Linked DNA regions of Homo sapiens: region 1 is linked to region 2. Evidence: chromatin loops called from intact Hi-C (ENCODE). Cell type or tissue: endothelial cell of umbilical vein. All regions are shown on one strand. Each heading gives the region's core, and the rest is flanking DNA. Links, peaks and the distances in the headings are about the cores only.

Region 1 (2,921 bases), core at 241-2,740, 87 kb before region 2:
ATGGTGGCCAGGCACGGTGGCTCATGCCTGTAATCCTAGCACTCTGGGAGGCCAAGGAGAAAGGACTGCTTGAGCCCAGAGTTCAAGACCATCCTGGGCAACATAGCAGAACCCTGTCTCTACAAACAATAAAAAATTAGCTAGACGTGGTGGCATGCACCTGTAGTCCCAGCTGCTTGGAAGAATAAGGCAGAAAGATCGCTTGAGCACAGAAGCTCAAGGCTATAGTAAGCCATGATTTCACCTCTGCACTCTAACATGGGCGACAGAGGGAGACCCTCTCTCAAAAAAAAAAAAAAGACAGTGTTGAAGGTCTTATAAAACACATTTTAATTATTGCTGTAGTTTTCATTCTTTGTAAGTTGCACTCACTTTAATCTTCCACTGAAGTTTTTGAATGCAGGGTATTTGACAGTGTTCACAAATAAATTTGCCGACTTTAAATGAATTTATAATCTCACTGCGAAAGGAAGTATATAGTATCTACAAACCTAACTAGAGCAAAAATCCTAACTTGAGCCTCCATATGGTTCTACTCTTCCAGCTCAAGTACCATGTCTACAGCTAGTTCTCCTCCTAAAGTTCCAGAGCACTTATTCTCTATTTACACAGACATGCATATAATTCTATGAGACAGTAAATGGTTTCAACTAATATAGCAAGGCAGCAACATACTGCAGTGTGATAAAGAAAATAAAATTGAACTCAAAATCTAAAACAAATCTAAATACATACAAAAATTTAGTTTGCTCTAAGTTATTTCTAATCAGTAGAAGGCTGTATCATTCAAATCAACTAAAAACATCCAAATAAAGTTTCAAACATAAGAAAAAATATAAAGCACTTGAGGGCCGGGCGTGGTGGCTCACACCTGTACTCCCAGCACCTTCAGAGGCCACAGCGGGTGGATCACTTGAGGCAGGAGTTTAAGACCAGCCTGGCCAACATGATAAAACCCTGTCTCTACCGAAATACAAAACTTAGCTGGGTGCGGTGGCACGCACCTGTAATCCCAGCTACTTAGGAGGCTGAGGCAATGAGAATCACTTGAACCCAGGAGGCAAAGGGTTGCAGCAAGCCAAGGTCACACCACTGCACTCCAGCCTGGGTGACGGAACGAAAATCTACCTGAAAAAAAGAAAAAATATAAAGCACTTCAAAACACAAGAAAATAGGCTCATTTTACATAGTTCTATATGTTTAAATGTTTGTAAGTATATTCCATTTGCAGTAAGAATTTTTAAAAATAAATGACTCTACAAATCATTTTGAAAAAACAAAAAATTCAATGAGAAAAATAGACAAAGCATTAACCATTTCCTGAAACGGCCATCAAAACGCAAAAACTCATCTAAATTCCTATTGTCCTACTCAGTCACTACACCAAAAGTATAATGGCCCCGGAGTGCACAACGCAATTATACAATTATCTTTTAAAATAAGAGGAAAAACATTCAAAGCAAGCAAAAGACAAAACAATCCAGGAAATCCAAACATTGGAATTCCCCAACATGGGAATCCCATTTACAGTATCTTTTCTAAGATTAACTTTATAGACCACACTAAAATTTCAAAGCTATGGTACAATTTCTCCTTTTAAACTGCAACACAGTTATTTCTATGACTCACATCTTATTAACACACCACTTACTTCAGCAATATCCATTCTAAAGTACTGCTAACCCAATGTGAAATGAATACAACTAATGCCAGAAATGAGTAATGAAATTTAATTTCTCCATTAGGTATCATGTCACAACAAATGAGACTTCTATTTTTTAATCAAACTTTTTTCCCTTTAATATGAGAATAGATCAATCCATTTGAACAGCTTTCCCAAGAAACTGAAAAGGAATTGCAGAGGTCATAGCTGCTGAAAGTATCTTTTAGACTTTTGCTTACTCATCATGCCCAAACCAGCCCATTTTCTCAGGAAAAGGCACTGCTCATTTAAAAACACTTCCATGGGAAATAATCTGGTTAAAAGTTTATTCGGTAAAAAAAAAAATCTAATTTATAATTAGACAAACTGAAAGCTTTAATACCAAAAAAGTAATAACTTTTTAAAATAGTCTTTCAAATCAGTTTTCAAATCACATAAAATCAGTTTTTGAAGACAAAAGAACATGTCATCAAAACTGTTCAAAAATTAACACTACAACATGAAATTCATACCGTAAAACAGCTACACCATGTACAGAAGCTTTCCTCCCCTTAAAATCTACCATCTTGACCTGCTTTTCCTTTCATAAGATTTCTGAGTAAGAAAGGGCCATCTAATCCAACTAGCCACTCAGAGATTAGACCCAGCTCAACAGGCAGCCAGCCTATGTTTGAAAAGCAGGGATGAATACCTCCCATAAACCCCTTTTATTCTTTGGAAAGACAAGTTCTTTTTAGTTTTGATCCAAAATCACATCATCCTATAACTTCTCCCAGTGGTCCTAGCTCTACCCTAACCATAACAAATCTGTCCAATCCCACTACCACAGGGTAGTCTTAATAACTGATGCTTAAACTTAATGAAATTAAATTTAGCAGCAAATAGAAAAACTTACTTCAAAATTTATCATTCACAAAAATTTATCATCCTTTGGAAAAGTTTAGCTAGGGTATTAAAGTTGAACATAATGGGTTAATTAATAAAATATTAATAAAATAACTCTTAGGTGTATCACCTTAGGTCACTCAACAATGGAAGTACTAAAATGATCAGATGTTTTAGGTATTATGTCTCTTCTGGGGATATTCTTGCTTATCCCCAGAAGAGACATAATACCTAAAACATCTCACAAACTGAACATGAAATGTAAATTAGAACATCAAATACTATCAAAAATGACTACTGAAAAAGTTTTGCTTATGTAAATAAGAATTTTTAATTCTTGTCCAAGAACACCCAATTAAAGGCAAAATAGCCC
Region 2 (2,921 bases), core at 212-2,711:
GGATACTTTTGTTTTCAGGATGATGACAAAATTTAACAGCAATTCATAACTTTACATATATTAGTCCCATTACCATGTCCAGGGTATGAAAGAGAAAATTCATCAGTTGCTCCGCTGCAAATTATTAGATTGAACTCTTAAATTGCCAATGGTTTACTGTTTTGACCTACAGAACAGCCTTTTCAACCTAACAGAATCTTACCTCTTTTTTTCTCCATCTATCAGAGAATTAATGTAAATACGTTCTTCTTTTATAACAAAAAGCATAACTTAGCAGTTAGGAGTATAGGCAACAGGTTCAAAAAGACCAGGATTTGAATCCTGGCTCGGTCTCTGTGTGTGAACTTGGGCAGTTTCTTAACCTTTCTGGGCCTCCCAGCCTGTAAAACGCAGGTAAGAACAATGCCTCCCTCAGATGGTTGTGGTGGGGTGGAAATGACATGAGATGCATAAAGTGTTTAGTACAATGCCTGGCATGTAGTCAGCTCTCGATATCAGCTCTTAGTATTATCACAACGACAACAACAACAACAACAACAAAAATAACGAAAAGTTTCACAGATAATGGCTTGATAGGGTGAGGTAACCGCATGTGATGATGGGACTCAGTTCCCCTCCTGTTAGTTGATTGGGATGAGGGATCCTGAAATCATGGCAAAGCACAGCAGGGTCCATGACTCTTCCTGGCTAATTTCCAGGGCAGATCCGGGCCCCTTCTCCAACCCTGCTTGCCTTTCTGGAGTGCTGCATCCTCCAGAGATGGAAGGGCCGGCCATCGTATGTCAGTCTGATTTCTGCACTTCAGTGAGAGAACACTGTGGAATGGAGGGAATAAATGACTCTCAGCTGCAGTTTTCGAGTTTTCTGTCTCTCTGGAAATCAGCCGGCTCCCGCTTGCTCCATTTACTGTGTACCAGCCAATACAAAATGAAATGCTCATGTCGTAATTTAAATTACGCGTATCCCAGAGGAGCCCCATGCAAAGCGCACATCGGTGTTTAACAATCTGCGAGCCCGATCTCGGAGACAGTTTAGAATAATCCACTCCTCACTGCTCAAAGGCTGCAGGCCTTCTCCAAGTCAGAGCTTGTCAACTGAGGACATGAAAGAGCTGCAGCGCAGCAGAACAGCAGATCACATTCGGTGAGCTGCCCCACTTGCACTCTTATTTGTGCATTACAGGATCGGAGAGGCGGCATGCCACAGTGGGTGCAGGGGCAGTCTCGCTACACGGACTGGGTTTGATTTGGCTTCACCACTCACTAGCTGTGTGACCCTTGGCAAGTCACCTGACCTTTCTCTGTCTCCATTTCCTTAGCTGTAAATTGGAGAACATAACAGAAGCTGACTCATTACTGGTGTTGGAAGGATTACAGGAATATATACAAAGCACTTAGGAAACATTAAGTCTAAGCATTTACTACTCTTGTTACTTCTTTTCATGTACATTGTTAAAAGGAGATAGATTAGTCAGATCCAGATGTATATAATGTAATTTTAGAGGTCTTTTACTGTGGTGAAATATATATCAAATTTAACATTTTAAGCCTACTATTCAGTGGCATTAAGTGCATTCATACCATTCTGCAGCCACCACCACTATCCATCTCCGAAACTTTTTCATTATCTCTTTTTTTTTTTTTCATTATCTCAAACTGAAACTGTTCACATGTATTCCTCCTCATTGTCCCCTGCGCCCAGCACCTGGTAATCACTGCTCTACTTTCTGTCCCTATGAAGAAAGACATCTGATTATTCTAGGTACCTTATATAAGTGGAATCATACAGTATTTGTCCTTTGTAACTGGCTTTTCACTTAGCATAATATCTTTAAGGTTCATCCATGTTGTAGCATGTTTCAGAATTTTATTCCTTAAGGCTGAATACTATTTCTTTGTATGTTTACATCCCATTTCATTTATTCATTCATCTTTCCATGGGCATTAGGGTTGATTACACATTTTTGCTACTGTGAATAATGCCACTATGAACATTGGTACACAAGTATCTGTTTGTGGTGGACCAGATGAGGCAAATGTGGTGCATATATACCATAGAACACTATGCAGCCATAAAAAAGAATGAAGTCACGTCCTTTGCAGCAACATGGCTGCAGCTAGAGGCCATTATCCTAAGTGAACTCATGCCGGAACAGAAAACCAAATACCATATGTTCTCACTTATAAGTGAGAGCTAAACATTGAGCACACATGAACACAAACATGGAACAATAGACGCTGGGGACTACTTGACGGGGAGGGCATGGTGGGGGATTGAAAAACTACCTGTTGGCTATTATGCACACTACTTGGGTGACAGAATCATTCATACGCCAAACCTCAGGGATAGGCAATTTACCCATGTAACAAATCTGCACATGTAAACCCCTGAACCTAAAATAAAAGTTAAGCTGGGCGCAGTAGCTCATGCCTGTAATCCCAGCACTTTTGGAGGCCAAGGTGGCTGGATCACTTGAGCCCAGGAGTTCAAGACAAGCCTGGGCAACATGGCGAAACCCTATCTCTACACAAAATACAAAAATTAGCTGTGCGTAGAGGCATGGACCTGTAGTCCCAACTACTCGTTGCGAGTGGGTGGTGGGGCGGGGTGGCGGCGGTGGTACTGAGGTGGGACGGTCACTTGAGGCCGTGAGGTCAAGCCTGCAGTGAGTTGTGATTGCGCCACTGCACTCTAGCCTGGGTAACAGAGTGAGACCCTGTCTCAAAATACATAAATAAATAAAAGTTATAAAACAAACAAATATCTGTTTGCATCTTTGCTTTCAACTTTTTTTGATATATACCCAGACATGGAATTCCTAGATCATATGATGATTCTATGTTTAATTTTCTTAGGAACTGCCATACTGTTTTCCACAGTGACTGTACTGTTTTACATTCCTACCGGCAACACACAAGGGT

The links. Peaks named below come from ENCODE experiments on the same cell type or tissue, not always from the same donor. Only the 100,000 strongest peaks of a DNase experiment are listed, where the experiment ranks them.
Region 1: a loop joins it to region 2, with 5 times the contacts of the local background. A loop is called at or near these places in 1 of 110 quality-filtered maps.

Annotation. Positions count from the first base shown.
Region 1 is chr14:55,599,964-55,602,884 of GRCh38, reverse strand. All of the region lies in intron 1 of KTN1 (kinectin 1), which reads right to left. Among named protein-coding and RNA genes, the nearest start is that of KTN1, 21 kb to the right of the region's middle. In endothelial cell of umbilical vein, for the core only: no CTCF peak of the experiment used is centred there; a DNase peak (open chromatin) is centred at 1,644; H3K27ac peaks cover 1,657 bases.
Region 2 is chr14:55,513,395-55,516,315 of GRCh38, reverse strand. No RefSeq gene overlaps it. Among named protein-coding and RNA genes, the nearest start is that of KTN1-AS1, 65 kb to the left of the region's middle. In endothelial cell of umbilical vein, for the core only: no CTCF peak of the experiment used is centred there; a DNase peak (open chromatin) is centred at 1,325; H3K27ac peaks cover 939 bases.